Linked DNA regions of Homo sapiens: all the other regions are linked to region 4. A link is a contact called in ENCODE Hi-C or POLR2A ChIA-PET data. All regions are on one chromosome and are shown on one strand. The core of a region is the stretch at or near the end of the contact, and the rest is flanking DNA. Distances in the headings are between cores, read along the strand shown.

Region 1 (2,709 bases), core at 87-2,586, 1.8 Mb after region 4:
GCTCAGTTCCTACACAATTACAGCAGTAATTAATTTAGATTGGGATTATTTTCTTATAATTGAGAAGACTAATGGTCTCCAAACCAACAAGATGGCTTTGTACAGAAAAATCCACAGTAAGCTATAACAATTGAAGTTACAGTTTGAGTGGGTTGGCATATATATTTGCTCCTTTCTTTTGTTTAAGACAGAACCACTTAAGATAAGAGATTTATGTTTTGGAATTTCAGTACTATTTTTTTAAGAGGTGGTATCCTAGAGAGCTCAATCAATATTGTTATACATTGGAAACATTTATGGTGCCATAGGTGTTTACTATTCACAGATCTGGGGAAGATACCTGCCAGGGATATTTCACTACACTGAAACTCCCTGGAAATCTGTAGAGGTAGAGCTCTGCCTTTGGGCATTAGTCATTAAAAATATCTTGTCAGCTACTGTGACAAGTAAAGGCAGCTGAGAAGTACGGTCTAAAGAAGGGTAAATCTCGCCGTGTGCACAGTTACCCTTCGCATTTCTACAAGTGAAATGGGAGTAAAAATGAGCATTCAAAGCTGTCAAAGGAAAAGCAGTCCAGCAGTTCGAAGGGATATTCTGTGATGGACCAACTGTATGGTACAGTGTGTAAATGAACTTCAGGTCTATCTAGCGCCACGGGGGAGCCACGCTTTCGCACCACTGAGCTCTGGGGATGGGGAGAGTAGTGCAGGTTGGGGCCCCGTTTAGGAAACTACGAAGGGCTCTGAGAGAGCGAATTGTTCAGCAGTTTCCGTGACAGAACAATGATCTATTTAAGAAGTAATGGGGCAAGCAAAGAAAGCAGAGCTCGGTCATCCGGAAAAAGAAAGAGGAGCCGGAAAGAAAAGTATCAAGGAATCTACTGTGAGAGAGCGAGCAAAAAGCAAAAAGCGATCACAAATCCAGAGCAAGTAAGAGCTCAGGGATGCCGGGCCCGGGGGTCTAGCCTTTCTGAAGGGAGAGGGCTCCCCAGGCACGGGGGCAGCGCGAGGCAGCGCCCGCATTCCGTCTGCTGCCTTATCTTCGCATTCTCCCTACCACCCCCACCTTCCCCCCGGGACTGGAATAACCTTCTTCGTGCTCTCCGGTGGCTGAGAAAGCAGCTTTCGCTCTTCTGTGGTAGCGTGGAGGTGAGGTACATCTACCTCCACCCTCCCGGCACCAGCTCACGGTCTGTTGGGGGGGTCCTCCTAACGTGTGAGGCTAGGGTGTGTGAATGAAAAAGAGGGAGGCGGAGGCCTCCTGGAGACCTTCGACCTCTCAAGACCAGGCAGGGGCGCCCTTCCGCAAGCTCCCAGCTCTAGCCGGTGCCTCTGGCCCCGCGCGCATTAGGTCGCTGCCAGAAAATTACCCGGGCAACGACACCGCCGGAGTCCCGGATGTGGTTGCTAGGGCAGCAGAGGGAGGGGCGTAGCCCGCCTCCCGGAGAAGGGCGGAGGGATCCTCGTGGGAGGTGCGCTGACACCACCGAGACGTGGCCGGGCAAGGCCGGATTGAGGGAGAGAGAGGCCGTCCAGGGCCAGGGACAACGCTACTTCCGGTCTCCTCACTTCCGGCTTCGCTGCTCTTGGTTCTGGTTCTGGAGGCTGGGTTGAGAGGTCGCCGGTCCGACTGTCCTCGGCGGTTGGTCAGTGTGAATTTGTGACAGCTGCAGTTGCTCCCCGCCCCCGAGCAGCCGAGGTGCGTGGGGGAAGGGGAAGAAGGAAAAGGTCCGGGTCGCGTTTCCGCTCAGTTTTTGCCAGGGTTGAGGCGATTCCAGAGAGCGGCGGAAAGGATAAGCCTCGACTTAGAAGCTACCGAGTTACCCTAAGAAAGGTGAGGGCGGAGCTGGCTCGCCTGGGAAAAGGCGGGGGAAAGATGGTTTGAGGTGGCTGGTGGGGCGGGCACGTTGCCTACGGGTTCACCGTTCCGAACTTTCACAGGGCACGCCTCTCCTTAGTCTGTGCCGTATCTGCCCAAGTGTTATGCCTTTGGTTTCTTCTGTCCTTCATTCCTTCTGTCCCTCTGAGTGTGCCCCCGAAACAGTCGAGTGAAGGTGTAGGACCGGCCCTTGCAGGGAGGCACTCTCTTGGCTTTGCATACATTGGGTGGGAAAAGGAGTTGCAGGATCCAGAATCCGGACCTTTCTTGACAAAGTGTCGGAGTGGGCCACCTTCAGGCTTGCTGTCCAACCCTCATTTCTCCCCTCTTCTCCCTGCATCCCCAGCTTCCTCTCTCCCGCAGTGGGAGGAAGGGAGATAGTGACAGTCCCTCTGAGAGATTCATCTGGCAGTGGTGCAGAGAGGAGTCTTGCCTGTGAAATGTCCCAAGCCTGACTAAGGAATGCTGGAGTTTTGGAAAGGGAGTTGTTCGATTGTCTTCTGCTCCGTTCCTGTTTGCCAAGTTACTACTGTTTACGTGTCTAGGAAAAGGAAATAATTTTTTAAAAACAGTTTTTAGATGCTAGACGTTTTTCCCTTTTACTTTATTTTGTTATTACTTCCTTTGTTTTGTTCTTACCTTCCTCTTGAGCCCTTTGATTTCAAAAAGTTTACACTTTATACTTCCTGCAGATCCTTTGGCCACTCTTAGGATTTCTGTCCCCCGCCCCTACCCTGTTTTCTCCTAAAGTATAAAATTCATCTAACTACATTATTATTTGATAAGGAAAAGCCGGAAGAGATCCAGAACTTCGCATAAACTTTTGCTTTC
Region 2 (2,700 bases), core at 23-2,522, 1.6 Mb after region 4:
AAAGGCCACAAAAGTATGGATGCGGAGGGCAGCTCAAGGGATTTCCCCCAAAACATGACAGGTGTCCCTCCCATGGCCTATGGGTTAACAGCCACTCTTAATGCAGTGGACATGGGGCCCCCTAAAACCACTGTGTTTAAAGAAACACTGACTAAGGCCCATAATCGTCCATGGAGATTTCCTGCGGGCGGCATCCTGGGCTTCTTGGGTGAAAGTGACCTTTTACAACTTTGGGAGTCCAGCCACTGTGGAGGAAGGCAGAACTCTCTTTCAGGAAATAAGTCTGGAGGTGAACCCTCCAGAACACACAGGGGTACTTCCCTGTGCTGCGCTCCAGGACTCCAAGGACATAACCATAGCATCGTGGAAGGAAGACAGGATTTGAATTCAGAAGAGCTAGGCTTGAGACTGGCTGCTGCCCTCTGCACCCTTGGGGCCTGGGAAGAATTCCCTCCCTCTCTAATTCTCCATTTCCTAAAAGCCAAAAAAGTAGGCCTTCTGCTCTGTCTAGCCCATAGTGTTCATATGAAAGTAAATGAAATAAGAACTGTTAAAATGCTTTAGGAGCCATAAAGCACCATACACGGGCCAGGTATTTGTGTCTTTGTTATTTTCTTCATCCATCACCTGTTCTCTTTCCCCCATCTCTGTACTTGCCTGTTTCTCTGCTGTTCCCCAGAAGGTTAATCTGCCTGGTATAACTTCCTCATTTTACTGCTACTTTACTTCCTTATCTAAATTTGGGCATATTTCAGGGTAAAAGAGGTGGGGCTAGAGGTAAAACTAGCAAAGCTACAGAAGACAGAAATAGGACACAGGGTTAGAGGGCAAAGAGAGAGGCATTAACAAGCAAAAGAATAGAAAAGAAGAAATAAGGAACACAACAGGTTAGAAGCAGAAAGGTGTGTGAAGGTCAGTCTTGCGTGGCTTCATGCCCTGCATGGGACCAAACTCCCAGATCACTGGGTGTGAGGGCCGAGGCTGGTAGCCTCATAAGCTGCAGATTTGGCAGAAGCCCCTGCTGTTAGGTGGCCAAGTCACAGTCATCTCAAGTGACCGCAACACAAACTCTCCCAGGAAGTCTCTCTCCGTTTCACCAGTTCTCTTTCTCTCTGGTCAGATAATGTAGCATTTTAAAGAGATAATGGAAGTGGTCAGTCATGTGAATGATGAAACTAAGCTGCAATACTTCACTTTATTGTTTATCCAAAAATCTTAAGATCACTTGATAATAAACTGCACAGTGTACAGAGTCACTTACAAATACTTATTGACAATATTCACGCAGACACATCTGGGATTCATCTTTCACACATCTGGTGAGGATGTATGGGGAAATCCTTGTAAATGGGAAGAAATGTTTGAGGTAACGCCTGGCAGCCCCAACAGCTGGGCAGCACAGTGTCCCCATTATCCCTGCTCAGGGCATTATCACTAAATGGAAATGACTCTGCTTCTCCAGGAAGCAAACTAGCTAACTTCTCTTTTTCTGAAAGTGAAACAAATGTGCAACCAACACATACGTGCACTGTTTACAATAGCAAAGACATGGAACCAACCCAAATGCCCATCAATGATAGACTGGATAAAGAAAATGTGGTACATATACACCGTGGAATACTATGCAACCATAAAAAAGAATGAGATCAGGCCCTTTGCAAGGACATGGATGAAACTGGAAGCCATCATTCGCAGCAAACTAACACAGGAACAGAAAACCAAACACCACATGTTCTCACTCATAAGTGGGAGTTGAACAATGACAATACATGGACACAGGGAGGGGAACAACACACACTGGGGCCTGTCGTGGCGGGGGGGTACAAGGGGAGGGAGAGCATTAGGACAAATACCTAATACATGCAGGGCTTAAAACCTATATGATGGGTTGATAGGTGTAGCAAACCGCCATGGCACACATATACCTATGTAACAAACCTGCACACTGGAATTTAAAGTAAAATTTTTTTAAAGCTTAATTAATAAACACAAAAATATGTTATAAAACTGCAACCAAGCTCTAGCTTTTAAAGTTAGAAGAAGAAAGTATTATAAACTTACTGAAAGACTGTCACATTAGTAATACAATGTGAAATAAAACAATGACAAGAGAATGCTACTAAACTCAGGATGTCATGAAGTATGTTGGACCACAGTCAGATGCCCCATTCTTTCATTTGTCAATTATGTGAACTCCATGTGCAAATTATTTAAACAATTTTATAGTTAAGATGGTAAAATGAAAGAAAACATGTCAGATGTCAAGCCCTCAAACTCTTCCCTGCGTTGTGGAGTAACTGACATGTTTGAATTTCAGGATGATCAAGAAATCACACCCAAAAGCCTGACTCCTTTTCATTCTCCTGTATATAATGAAGAGCCTGATTAGCATTAGAAGAAGGAGAGAAAAACAAACCAGGAAGTCTTCCAGTGGTTCTCAGCCTAGTCTGCCCATAGAATCACTGAGGCATCTTTCAATAACCTGATGCCCACACCATACCCCAAACTCAGTTACATCAAAATACCTGAGGGTGCAGCTTCTAGGGAGAACGAAGCAGGAGGATCACTTGAGTCCAGTCCAAGGCTGAATGAGCTATGATCACACCAGTGCACTCTAGCCTGGGTAATCGAGCAAGACCCTGTTCTAAATATCGATCAATCTAAATATTTAGGGGTAGAACCCAGGTCTCAATAATTTTT
Region 3 (2,705 bases), core at 177-2,676, 1.7 Mb after region 4:
CAAAGAACTCTGGAGTAGAAGCCAGAAGAGCTGACTAGCAGCAAGACCCAGACATCTCCCTTCTTCCACCTCTGTTTCTTCACCTGTGTGCCCAATATGGTTTGAGCTGCATCATCTTCAAGTTCCCTTCCAGCTCCAAAACACTGGGCATAAAACAACACATCAACTTCCAAACCCACTCTGAACACTAAACTCAATTTAACCAGACATCTTTTCAGCTGGAATGATTTGCCTTCCACTTTGTTTTCTACCTCAGATGCCTGGGGGACCACATGGAGAACACCCAGGGGAAGAGAAATTGATGGAGTGGGGTGGCTGGGTGCTGGCTGCTGACCTCCAGGAAGTTGTCACATCTGTTAGGTTGGGGCTGATGTCCCTCATTCTATCTAAAGAACTGTAGCTTGAGAACTTTCCTTTTGCTTGGTAAATACTGCCCTACACTAGAAGCAGTCGGTGTTCATTGACAGAAACAATGGGCAGCCAGTGTATTTGCCCAAAGGCAAGTCAACAAGAGAGGCAGCTGAAGGTGCTTGTGCTTGTTGTAGCAACTGGCAAGGGTGTAAATCAGTTGTTGCTTTTAGCCCATAATAATGAGATTCAATATTGTTTTTTCCAATACCTTTGATTGGTTCCAATCATATTACTTTTTCAAACAAATCTTCATTAGTAACAATCAATGCAAAAAAAAAATCTGTAAAAGTAACAAGGTGCAATAAAAGTAGATGAAAGACCTTACTTGATGTGTTAGAGGGCTACCCTCTAACACATAGCTCTTTGGTAGCTCTTCGGATAATTTCCCGTTTCCTTTTTTTTTTTTTAAGTTTATGTCGTTTCTTTAGTATGCTTTCTAGTAGTAAATTTTCACACCCCAGTTTTTCCAGGAGATTTTGGAATCAGCAGACTTCTCAGCCCACACCATAAAAAGCAAATTAATCATGTCTCTGTTTCAGCCAATTGAAGCTTTTGTTTTTTTTTACATAAACTGCCAAAAAGTTTATGGTTTTCTTAATATGCCCATTAAAGCTGGTAAATTACAGGGACGCACACTTCCTGGAAGACAAAGACTGAAAGAGGGTTAAATGAAGTGAGAGCTGTAGCCAGTTTAGACAGCTGCAGCGAAAGCGAAGTCCCCTCTCCATCCCACCCCCCAAAAAAAGGAGTTCTAATTTTCTCCACTTCTTTCACAGAAAGGATTAGATTTTCTGGGTGTCACCCTCCCCGGCAGAGTTCTGTAGCCTCGGGCACCCTACCAGCTTTTGCGATCCTCCTTCCCAGGAGTAGGAAGTGGAGGCGGCTTACCCCGGCCGACGGGAACGAGCGCGATCACCAGGGCGAAGACTAGGGCTGCGCGGGGAGCCTGCATGTCCGCTCGCCTCGGCAGAGGCGCGCTCAGGATGCTGCGCCGGGCTGCAGCCTCTCTGAAACGTGAACATTTCCTGTTTCCTGCTTGTTTGGGTCGGTGCTGACTTGAAGGAGAGGTGTGTGCCTGTTTTTTAGGAAGTGATGTAATTCTGCAGGAGCCTGTCAGACCAGCAAGGATTGCAAAAGAGAAGTTGCTGTTGAAGCACTGGTTCTATTATCACGCCTCTCCAGCCCTTTGGAGTCCCGGCCTCCAGCTTTTGAAACCGTCCCCGGGGCAACAGAGTCCCTTGCTCAGATGTCGTTCGGTATCTGGGACTGGGAGGGGTCCTGGACCACACGCATTCTCACTCTGTGATTTTGCTTATCCCCCAGGTGAGGCTCCGGGGCTGCCTAGACCCTAGGAAGAAGCTGTCCTGTAGAACTTTCTGCCCTGATGGAAATGTTCCAAGTCTGCGCCGTCTGATACAGTATCAGCCACATTGGCCACTGAGCATTTGAACTGAGGCTAGTGCTGATGGAATTTAAATTTTATTGAATTTTTATAAAATTTTAATAACTCCAAGTGGCTAGTGGCTGCTGTGTTGGATAGCGCAGGCCCAGACAGCAGGGACAACTGCATCATCAGAAAACTGCCAGACCACTTCTCTCCGCCAGGTCCATTCTCCTTTCTCCACTCTGGAATGCCCTCCTCCCACCAAGGCCCACGCCAGATGGAGGTGGATGCCACACCCACACCTTAAGGTTATGTTCTGCTTCCCCAGAGAGAAATGATCTTTTCAAGGTCCATTTCCAAAGGAGAATATGCTCTGAGGGTGGAGGTAGGGGTGAATCTGCATCTCACCTTCCTTCCTTCTTACTTGACAATCAAGTTCTCAGACAACAAACAAAACAGGACAGAAACGAAATAGAATAATGGTAGAAATCCTATCCAATCGAAACAATACAGAAAGGTTGTGTCTAGTATACAGTGGAGATTAGTGTGTGTTGGGTGTTCTATTGGAGGTCCTTCCCTTGGTTTAGGTTTAGGGCCTAAGCATTCAGAATGCAGTTTCATAATCGTGGTGCCAAGAGAGACAGACAGATGGAGAGAGGGGTAGTGTTGAGGCATCAGACACATCTCATCTCTAAACCTTTCCCTGCAGATCACCATCTGAGTCATGACTTCCCGTCGTTTGTCTTCAGTGATCTGGTTGGTGCAAACGTATGAGGTGACTGGAATTCCTTAGCCCCTGACATAGCTGTTAATTTTTCTTTAATGCATTGCTGCTTTTCAATGTCATTAGTCACTGTTTATCTCAGTTATTATTCACAAGAAATAGGTTGGTGATTCATGTAAGGATCAG
Region 4 (2,700 bases), core at 115-2,614:
AAAAATAAAACTAGTCAAAATTAAAAATACTAACTTTGCAGCAAATTAATCTTGCATCAGCACTACAAACAAATTTTTAAACTTATTGTAGCAAAACATAACTTCGACAGAATCAAAGACATTAATTCTCAAGTCCAAAAAAAGGTCACAAGAAATTATTTAAAGTGGTAAAGGGAAACGCAGACTTAGGCATACAAGCCAAGAAAAAAAAAATTAGAGATAACTCCTCCGCTAGAACCTCCCCCCAATACTTCCATAGCAACAATTATTTCCTTAGCACAAAAGTGATGTGTTCACTTTCACAAAACCTGGATCATCTAAGTTTGCACAATTCCCTTCAATCTAAAAAACAGATGAAATTGTTTCATTTAGGTGAGTAGAATTTTGTGTCCCTATACACGAAAAAAGTCACCATCAGTGTGAGTAAACCACATGGCTCCAGCTTTAAGATCTTGTTCCCCAACCCACTGAAAAGAGTATATGCTTATAAAATATTCATGGACTTACCAGGTTAAAGACAGTTTCTACAATATCCCTATTGGATACTTCTCCAACTTCAACCAAACCGGTCAACACGGCAAATTTCATTCTGATGCCCCTGATGGGGAGCCCTGGTTTCAGAGACAATGCACCCCCTTCAGTAGGGGTTTCTTCTCTCCCTCCACCTCCCCCGTCATCACCTGTTGGTGGCGGGGAAGGGACACGATTGTCTTCGCTAGCCATTGCTAGCTCACGATAAAGGACAACTCAGAGTCACCCTGGGACGGCAGTCGCTGCACTGGTAATGAGCACAACACACGCAATGCAAAACGAAAGGGTCCCTCTTCCAACTTGTGGAGATACCCCAAAGCAGTTGATGTGGAAAGTCCTTGGCGTCGCCCTCCTCCTCTTGGAGAATATTTGTCCAATCTCTCTCCCCGAGGCTGACAACAACGCCAAACCCTATTGGAAGATTAAATATATGTTAAATAGGCTAGGTTTTGTTTTAGGGTTTTGAGGGGACAAGAGGGAAATAGTTATTGTCGGTCAAGTAAGTTACTAAAGGCACCCCACTACTAGCCACCCGCTTCTCCCGGGCTCAAAAAGCTGGGTTCTGGGTGAAGGCAGGTCCAAGAGGCCCCCGAACAGGCTCACTCCTCCCCCACTCTCGTGCAGGTTCTAGGCGCAGGGTAACCTCTCCTCACAGGTGCACTAGAAAGAGAAACTGTCGCGGGGAAAGGAGGGATCGGAGGAAAGAAGGGGGGCCCACAAGCTATCACAGAGGTAGAAAGTTCTTCCTCACCCAGATACTCCGGACTCGTCCTCACCCCCCGCCCAGGAGCAGCGAGACCGAGGTGGCGGCGGAGATCCAGGGCAGGAAAAGGCGGGGGAAGGGGGCGGTGATTATTCTAAATGCTCGGCCCAGTGGGAGGAGTGAAGCACCTCTCTCAGGCACCTGAGATTCGACGGGAAGGGGTGGGGAGGTGTGTGTGGTGGCAGGAAGGGAGGGGAGCGGCCAGAGAAACCCAGCGGCCACCGCAGGGAGAGAAGGGAGGACAGAGAGGTCAGTGCACCTGGTCGCAGCCTCCAAGTTTCCCTAGTCCGCTCCCCGGGAGTCCGCGGCTGCACAGAACTCCATGGCTTCCTGGCCCGCCCCGCCCCTGCGCTCAGCCTTTGCAAAAGCAGCCGCTGCTGGCGCTACGGGCGCCGCGGCTGAGGCTGCTGCGAGTGGTGAGGATGCTACTGCCACAGCTCGCCCCGCCACGGGTCGCGCGGCTGTCGTGTGCCCACTGAAGCTGCTCCCGGCCGCCATGACAGCGCCGAGTGCTGCCGGGCGCGGCGTGCGCGTGCGCGAGCGCGAGTGCGCGGGGCGGGAGGGCGCGAAGGCGGAGGCAGCCGCGCGGCGGGGGCGCGGTGACGACGCGCGGACAGCCAAGGGGGCCCCGAGCCAGCCGGAGTGCTGGGCTGGGGCTTCCGGCTGCACTAGGCGCGCTGCTCTGGTAGCACCAGGTGTGTACCCGGCCCGGCGAGGAGAGACCCTTCCGTCCGAGGGCCTACACTTTCCCCTCTCCCACTCTCGGACCTCGGGAGGTGCTTCTGCCAAGTCCTGAGGCGGGGATTTTGGCGCTCCTGCTGTTGTTAAGTTACCGTAGGGTCTCTTGGCGCGGAGGGAACACGCGCTGCGTTGCCTAGGTGTCTCATTGGACTTGGAGAAGAACACCTGAGGCACCTCTACGAGCCAGAGAGGTGACGGCGCTGGAGCCAGTGAGGCTGCTGTCCCTGCCCAATGGGAGCGAGGAGTCCCCACCCCTGGCTGCTTTCAGCTGTTGCCCGCCCGCCGCTCTCGGCGGAGACTTGGAGATTTCCACTGGGATACCTCGGCAGCTGCCGCCATTCGGGAGGGGAGGGGAGGGGACCGAGTCGACGAGGAATGGGAAAGATTCCTTGCTTTGCAGCTGCCGCGCCACGAAACCTCTCCCACATTCATTCTAGGCAGAGGATTCCTGAGACAGCTGCTATAAACAGCGTGGAGACAGGGTTCCTTGTGCCTGTAGACCTCCGAAGGGTTTTTTCCTCTCGTGATTTTCCAATGTGAAGATTAGGCTCGCGTCATTCTCAGAGTAGATCAAAAGATAAATTATATTAGGTAGTACAGATAGGTCCTCATACTCAGTGTCCCTTCTTTCCACCCGCTATTAACAGTAAACCATTCTTCCTAGT
Region 5 (2,700 bases), core at 111-2,610, 1.6 Mb after region 4:
ACCATGTTGGCCAGGCTGGTTTCGAACTCCTGACCTCAGGTTATCCACCCGCCTCGGCCTCCAAAAGTGCTGGGATTATAGGCGTGAGCCACCGTGCCTGGCCTGGTAGTAATAGTTCTTATAACCAGTCTCTGAATTTTCTAACTCTACTGTAGAGTGTTGAATTTGACAGACCCTAGGGTATTTTTTTAAGATAAATGGTAAAAAATACAAATGACATGATAATGCTGGGTTTTATTCATTTAATCTAAGTAGTAAAAATAATTAATTTTTAAAGGGAATTTGAAAAAGAAAAAGCAGCTGTCATCATTTTAAAGTCCCATTATTGATTTACTAAAAAGTAAGGAACATATACTTCCATTACTGCCAGATATCAATTGGAAATTGTTATATGGGGTATGTATATCACCATCTACATGAGCAATGTCCAATAGAGCATTCTAAAGTGATAGAAATATTCTACATTACACTGTCCACTTAGTAGCCATTGGCTACTAAACACTCAATATTTTTTAATTTTAATTTTAATTAATTTAAATTTAAATAGCCACATTTGGTGATTATCTATTACGTTGAACAGCACAGATCTATGGATACTACATTTGATAAAGTTTTATATCCATAGTCAGTTTAAAATTGTAGATCTTTAAATTCTGTAATGTATAAGGTAATGCCAGATGCTAACTTTTTCCAGATCATTTGGCCTCAGAGATTTCCTTTCTTGAATAAAATACCATTTTCTGCTTCAAAAAGACCATTTCAACAACTTGTACAGAAATAAAAACAAGTGGCAACAATTAAGCTGAATATTTAAGTATTGTCAGACCAGGTTTATTATCTGCATGTACCAGATCTAATGTGGGATTGGGTTCTTCTGTCTCACTCCAGGATTTATTGAGATATTTATAAAGCTGTTGCAGCCTTCTGTTACTAGAGAGGAAAGAAAAAAAACAACTTTAGGTTACCACATACCATTTCTATTCATGCTGTTCATCCATTTATCAAGCTCTTCCATTTCAATTTCCATAACAGAGGGTGTATCTTCCTCAAAAATAGGGCTAGAAATAGAGAGCAAAAGACTTGTTAGAAAGAAATGTGAAAGATGCCTAATTTCATTTGGAAAGAGACTAGAATGCTGATCCTGAGGAAGATGAACTTGATTCAGTGCCTTATGCTCTAGGGAAGCCTGGGGGCTTGCCCTATTCCAAACTACCAAACTTTAATAGGAAGAAAGGCTACCACACAAACAAACATACATTTATCACAGGTCCAAAAGTGGGGTGCCCACAGGCCCAACAAGTGGACAAAAAAGGGAACCCAGGAGGCTGACTGCTCCCCTGAAGGTGCAAAGTCAAGTCTGCAAGGCTCCCAGGGTGAGGCCCTTCCGGGGAGTTGCCATATGAAGCATTTTAGCCTTGCTTAATTTCACTTCCTGTTCCTTGGGGTTTTTTGATCAGTGCCCCAGGTCAAGAGGCCACTGTCAACAGGCTACAGTTATCACCTGTCCCTTCAATTCCCAGGCCTTTCTCTCTTGGAGAAATGGAGCAGTTGCTTTCAGAAATTCACCGCCCTCACTTGCAGAAGCTCAAAGTGCACAGTCAGGGGACAGAGTCCGTGGTTAGTGGAGATGGGGTTGGGGAAGGATGGACCACCAGCTCTGAAAGCAGCGTAGGCGGTACACTGCGTAGAGGAAGCGATAAAGTTTCTAAACCAGGAGGCTGCTTGGAAGATGGGGAGGATATGGCATCACCCCAGAACATGCTTCTGAGTGGAGGCTTGTTTTTCTCTCTCCCACCCCTCCTTCCCTCCCTCCTCTCCCTTCCTCCTGCTCCTCCCACTCTTCCCTTCTCCTCCTCTCTCTCTCCCATCCCTGGGGGTTCTTGCTGTGTGAACTTCTGCTTCGACCAGGGCTCCCTGCTAAATACCAGCTCAAGTATCTTTCCTGGTGATAAAATTTCTAATCAGAGTAAATGAACCAATGTCCTTGAAATACAGCTAGGGATAGAATATTTAACTGCTATGCACTTGAAATTGGTAGCAGTCAGGATTCTTTTCTGAATGTAGGACAATGAAATAAAACAGATGCCAAGCTGTCTTTGCCCAGATCACACTCACACGCTGGATAGGGTTTGGGGATGCCAGCACATCCTCCCTCAGGCTGCCAAGGATCTCCAACCCCGCCTGGGAAGCAGGAGAGTCCCGCAAGATGTCAGAACAAAAACACCTGAAAAGGCAGCTGTCCACCTTAACAGTTGCTGTTCACACCCCAGGTGGATCAGAAGCAGCAGGGAAAACTTACACTTTCACGTTTTCACTTCCCAGTTCATCTAAAAGGAAATGAACATAAAGGTCATGTTAGCTTTGTTCTTCTGTAACAACTTTTAATTTCAACAACAGCTGAAGTCTCCTTTACAAAGAGAGCAAAATGACATTAAGTAACATTTTTAAAGGAGCGATCATTAACTTAGAGTCAAAGAAGTGTGGATTGCCATATTAAAACGAGGTCCTAATCCGTGTGAAATCTGCTTTCTTTTAGATGTGGATGGTCTGCTGAGAACGCTCACTTCAGACCAGATGTTCATCCGTCTTTATTTTTTACATCCACAAGAAGAGGAAAACATTGGTAAGGAAAGGCAAGGGAGGGTGAAACAAGAGGGCTTGCTCCTTGGCCTCCTTCAGTAAAATGTCCCAGATCTAAAG
Region 6 (2,700 bases), core at 45-2,544, 1.1 Mb after region 4:
ATATGAAAGCAGAGAAAAATTCATCAGACACGGAAGCAATTGGAGAAGAGACCAGGAGAAAACAATTAGGTAATGAGGATGTGCATTAAACCATCTCTGGCACCTTCTTGACCCAGAAACATTCTTTATGTCCTGGTAATGATGGCACATTGAACATTCCAGGGAATTCCAATCCTGGAAATCAAGAAGGAGACTTACTCTAAAGGCATAGGCGAAAGTGAGTTGTCACCAGGGTGCACAGCTTCCTGGACATTCTACTGGAATAAAACTTGGCTCCCCAGGGGCCAGCAGGAGTCACCCAAGGGCAGGTCCCAAGCAGTCTCCCTTCCAGGCTCTGTAGTAAAAATGAACCACTCTTGATTCGAGGTTCAGAGTCTGAGGTCAATTTCCCCACCCCAGATCTCACTGGGGGCATTAGATCCCCTAGGGCCTTCTTCAGACCCCTAAGATTTATCACTGGCTTCAGAGAGATGAACCAATTCAATTAGCTTTTCCATTCTCCCAGCTTATTTTCCAGGAGCGGAGTGTGGCGCTCATTGTCGCAGTCGAACAAGCTAAAGAGCCTGCAAGGCCCAATACTGACTCCAGGAGATACTGGGAAGGGCTTGCTAGTGATGGAACCTGGCTATGAATCTTGCTTTCCTGATTCTAAAATTGACTCTGCCTGAAGGTGCTGCTGAGGTGCCCTGGGTACTTCTCCAGCGGTGGGTAGAGGAGTGACAGAGGGAGGAGTGCCCCTGACACACAAACAATTTCAGGAAGACAGTTTCCCTATTATCTATTATATAGATTGGGGGGTGCATTCATTTATTCATTCAATATTTATTGAACTTCCACGTATTCCAGGCACTGTCTAGGCGTCTGGGCCAGGATAGAGAGGGGAGTAAGATAGACCTTTCCTTGCTGTTACAGAACTTACGTCTTTGTTGGAGAGACAGGAAATAAACAAGTAAGTTAAAAACCCACAATTTGGGGTAGAGGCCCACAGGTCAGGTTCTGCAGGAAGTAGACTCTGACAAAGAGATTTGCAGGAGGTTTTTGGGGCGTGATCTCAGGAGCAACAAGTGTGAAGGGTGAGGGACGCAGGTCGGACAGATGGAAAAGTTGCTTTCTGTCTTCCTCCTGAGGAGCTTTGCAGCTTGGGACAACAAGCAGTGTTGTCCTAATTAAGATTGGAGGACTGGGCATTTGCACTCCCATGTGACCAGCCTTTGGATGCAAGCTGCCTCCAGGAAGTGGGTGTACATGTGGGTGGAGCAGCTTCCTCTGACAGAGGAAATGACACACCTCTGACACTTTGCAATGCTTGGAAAGTGTCTCAGGTGTGAGTTGGTGGAGCCTGCACTCCCAGCAGCTAAGGTGACAAGCGTTTTTCGGTTCTGCCAGGGGATCTGAGTGGCACACAACAACATCCACTATGAAATGTGGTGTGTGCTGGGTGGGGGCTGACTGAGGAGCTCGAGAGTAGGAGTGAGGCAGGCTATTTTAAAGAGGTGGCAAGGGAAGGCCTCTCTGAGCAAAGGCAGAGACTTTAGGCAAAGACTTGATTGGTGTGAGGAAGTGAGCCATTCAAAGTCAAGGGCACCAGAGGTTCTAAGCAGAGGAAACAGCAAATGCAAAGCAGAGAACAAGCTTGGCACATTTGAGAACCAACAATAAGTCCAGTGTGTCTGGAGCCACAGGAGTCAAGGAGACAGCAGCTGGCAGTTCAGCCAATGGGCTACCAGGAAACCAGATGGCAGAGAGCCTGGTAGACCACGGTAAGGAGTTTGCAGTTTAAGAGTGATGGGAGATGTTGGAGCACTTTGAACAGGGTGAAAGTCACCATCTGATCTACATTTTAAACGTATTATTTCACTAAATAGAGAAATAATACGTTTAAAATGGTAGTAATTGGTCATTGTTATATTGTCATTAACAAGTAGAGATTCTAAAGTCTAGACTTCTAAAAACAATTTTAAGTGAAGCAAATGTTGCTCCATCTGACAATTATGTAAGCCAGCCATACCTGTTCTTTCCCTGTAGGTAGAAGCATATGGGAAACTGCATTCCGATCCAGGGAAGTATAGGAAGCAGTAATAAAAGTGGGAAGACCTATTATAAGTTCGTTGCAGTCATCCAGGTAAGAGGGGATACTGGCTGAAAACAAGGTTTCAGCTATGTGGGCCCTAGCTTGGAAGGGATGGGATTCTACATATGTTTTGTAGCTGGAAGCAGGAGTTTGAGGCTAAGAGATGACCTGAGAATAGAATGATTTTAGGTGTTAGGCCTGAGAGATGAGGGCACATTAGGGAGGAGCATGTGCAGCGGGGGCAGGGCATCCAGAATGCTCTTTGGACATCTTATATTTTAAGTGCCTGTCAGACACCCAAGTAGAGACGCCTGATGTGAAGACATGAATATCTGCAGCTTGAGGTCCTTCGTAAGATCATTTGAAAATAAGAGTTGTGCTACTAAAATAAAATGTGCAAAAAAAAAAAAAAGAGAGAGAGAGAGAAGAAAAAAAGAAAATCGCTGCATCATGCTGTCTTGTGTATAGTTGAATTTTCACATGCTGTGGAAATTCAGCCAGAGATCCTGTGGAAAAATACTGAAAGGACCCTTGGATCACTGATTCTAAGTTTGAAAAAGGGCTGGGCTGGCTGCTTCTAAGCTTGGCTGTCTTGCTTCTATGGGGCAAGTTCGGGAATCTTTTTTTTT

The links. A loop is a pair of places that touch in the nucleus more often than their neighbours do. ChIA-PET counts read pairs that join two places held with the same protein, here RNA polymerase II (POLR2A). Pooled maps may share reads with other maps.
Region 1: a loop to region 4 is called in a map of CD8-positive, alpha-beta T cell, with 26 times the contacts of the local background. The contact joins the promoter of TIGD4 here to the promoter of LRBA in region 4. A Hi-C loop is called at or near these places in 5 of 168 maps with a recorded cell type or tissue (CD4-positive, alpha-beta T cell, CD8-positive, alpha-beta T cell, gastrocnemius medialis and 1 more), 2 of 37 single-sample maps with no recorded cell type and 18 of 50 pooled maps. POLR2A ChIA-PET finds 5 or more read pairs at or near these places in 2 of 52 experiments (CD4-positive, alpha-beta T cell and CD4-positive, alpha-beta memory T cell).
Region 2: a loop to region 4 is called in a map of B cell, with 6 times the contacts of the local background. The contact joins the enhancer-like site here to the promoter of LRBA in region 4. A Hi-C loop is called at or near these places in 3 of 168 maps with a recorded cell type or tissue (B cell and naive thymus-derived CD4-positive, alpha-beta T cell) and 3 of 50 pooled maps. POLR2A ChIA-PET finds 5 or more read pairs at or near these places in 1 of 52 experiments (GM12878).
Region 3: a map of endothelial cell of umbilical vein shows a loop between it and region 4 (13-fold over the local background). The contact joins the promoter of TMEM154 here to the promoter of LRBA in region 4. A Hi-C loop is called at or near these places in 3 of 168 maps with a recorded cell type or tissue (endothelial cell of umbilical vein and naive thymus-derived CD4-positive, alpha-beta T cell) and 8 of 50 pooled maps. POLR2A ChIA-PET finds 5 or more read pairs at or near these places in 1 of 52 experiments (OCI-LY7).
Region 5: a loop to region 4 is called in a pooled map, with 3 times the contacts of the local background. The contact joins the enhancer-like site here to the promoter of LRBA in region 4. A Hi-C loop is called at or near these places in 1 of 50 pooled maps. POLR2A ChIA-PET finds 5 or more read pairs at or near these places in 2 of 52 experiments (BJ and GM12878).
Region 6: a map of CD8-positive, alpha-beta T cell shows a loop between it and region 4 (4-fold over the local background). The contact joins the promoter of LINC02273 here to the promoter of LRBA in region 4. A Hi-C loop is called at or near these places in 2 of 168 maps with a recorded cell type or tissue (CD8-positive, alpha-beta T cell and naive thymus-derived CD4-positive, alpha-beta T cell) and 5 of 50 pooled maps. POLR2A ChIA-PET finds 5 or more read pairs at or near these places in 1 of 52 experiments (naive thymus-derived CD4-positive, alpha-beta T cell).

The regions. Positions count from the first base shown.
Region 1 is chr4:152,778,394-152,781,102 of GRCh38, forward strand. TIGD4 (tigger transposable element derived 4) reads right to left here and starts at 1,337. Exons shown (of 2, transcript NM_145720.4): 1 at 1,089-1,337. ARFIP1 (ARF interacting protein 1) reads left to right here and starts at 1,561. Exons shown (of 9, transcript NM_001025595.3): 1 at 1,561-1,833. RefSeq lists enhancers at 779-988, 1,439-1,598, 1,789-1,838.
Region 2 is chr4:152,662,564-152,665,263 of GRCh38, forward strand. The region is part of intron 1 of TMEM154 (transmembrane protein 154); the gene reads right to left. Among named protein-coding and RNA genes, the nearest start is that of TMEM154, 16 kb to the right of the region's middle. RefSeq lists enhancers at 1,031-1,100, 1,191-1,270. Within about 2 kb of position 1,273, at least 4 of the 41 ENCODE cell types and tissues checked have a DNase peak (open chromatin) inside an H3K27ac peak, as active enhancers do; they include B cell and GM12878, where a contact is called at or near this core.
Region 3 is chr4:152,678,571-152,681,275 of GRCh38, forward strand. TMEM154 (transmembrane protein 154) reads right to left here and starts at 1,427. Exons shown (of 7, transcript NM_152680.3): 1 at 1,300-1,427. The coding sequence starts at 1,363. LOC105377495 (a long non-coding RNA gene) reads left to right here and starts at 1,515. Exons shown (of 4, transcript XR_939359.3): 1 at 1,515-1,734; 2 at 2,017-2,103; 3 at 2,505-2,570. RefSeq lists enhancers at 1,061-1,890, 1,201-1,510.
Region 4 is chr4:151,013,920-151,016,619 of GRCh38, forward strand. It overlaps LRBA (LPS responsive beige-like anchor protein), which reads right to left and starts at 1,365. Exons shown (of 57, transcript NM_001364905.1): 1 at 1,283-1,365; 2 at 508-942. The coding sequence starts at 723. RefSeq lists enhancers at 795-974, 1,155-1,284, 1,636-2,233 and a silencer at 1,785-1,934.
Region 5 is chr4:152,642,116-152,644,815 of GRCh38, forward strand. TMEM154 (transmembrane protein 154) reads right to left here. Exons shown (of 7, transcript NM_152680.3): 4 at 2,300-2,327; 5 at 973-1,058. Among named protein-coding and RNA genes, the nearest start is that of TMEM154, 37 kb to the right of the region's middle. RefSeq lists enhancers at 1,099-1,168, 2,314-2,373. Within about 2 kb of position 1,361, at least 6 of the 41 ENCODE cell types and tissues checked have a DNase peak (open chromatin) inside an H3K27ac peak, as active enhancers do; they include GM12878, where a contact is called at or near this core.
Region 6 is chr4:152,099,459-152,102,158 of GRCh38, forward strand. It overlaps LINC02273 (long intergenic non-protein coding RNA 2273), which reads left to right and starts at 1,295. Exons shown (of 3, transcript NR_121628.1): 1 at 1,295-1,359; 2 at 2,026-2,122. RefSeq lists enhancers at 952-1,452, 1,059-1,353, 1,453-1,953, 2,248-2,700.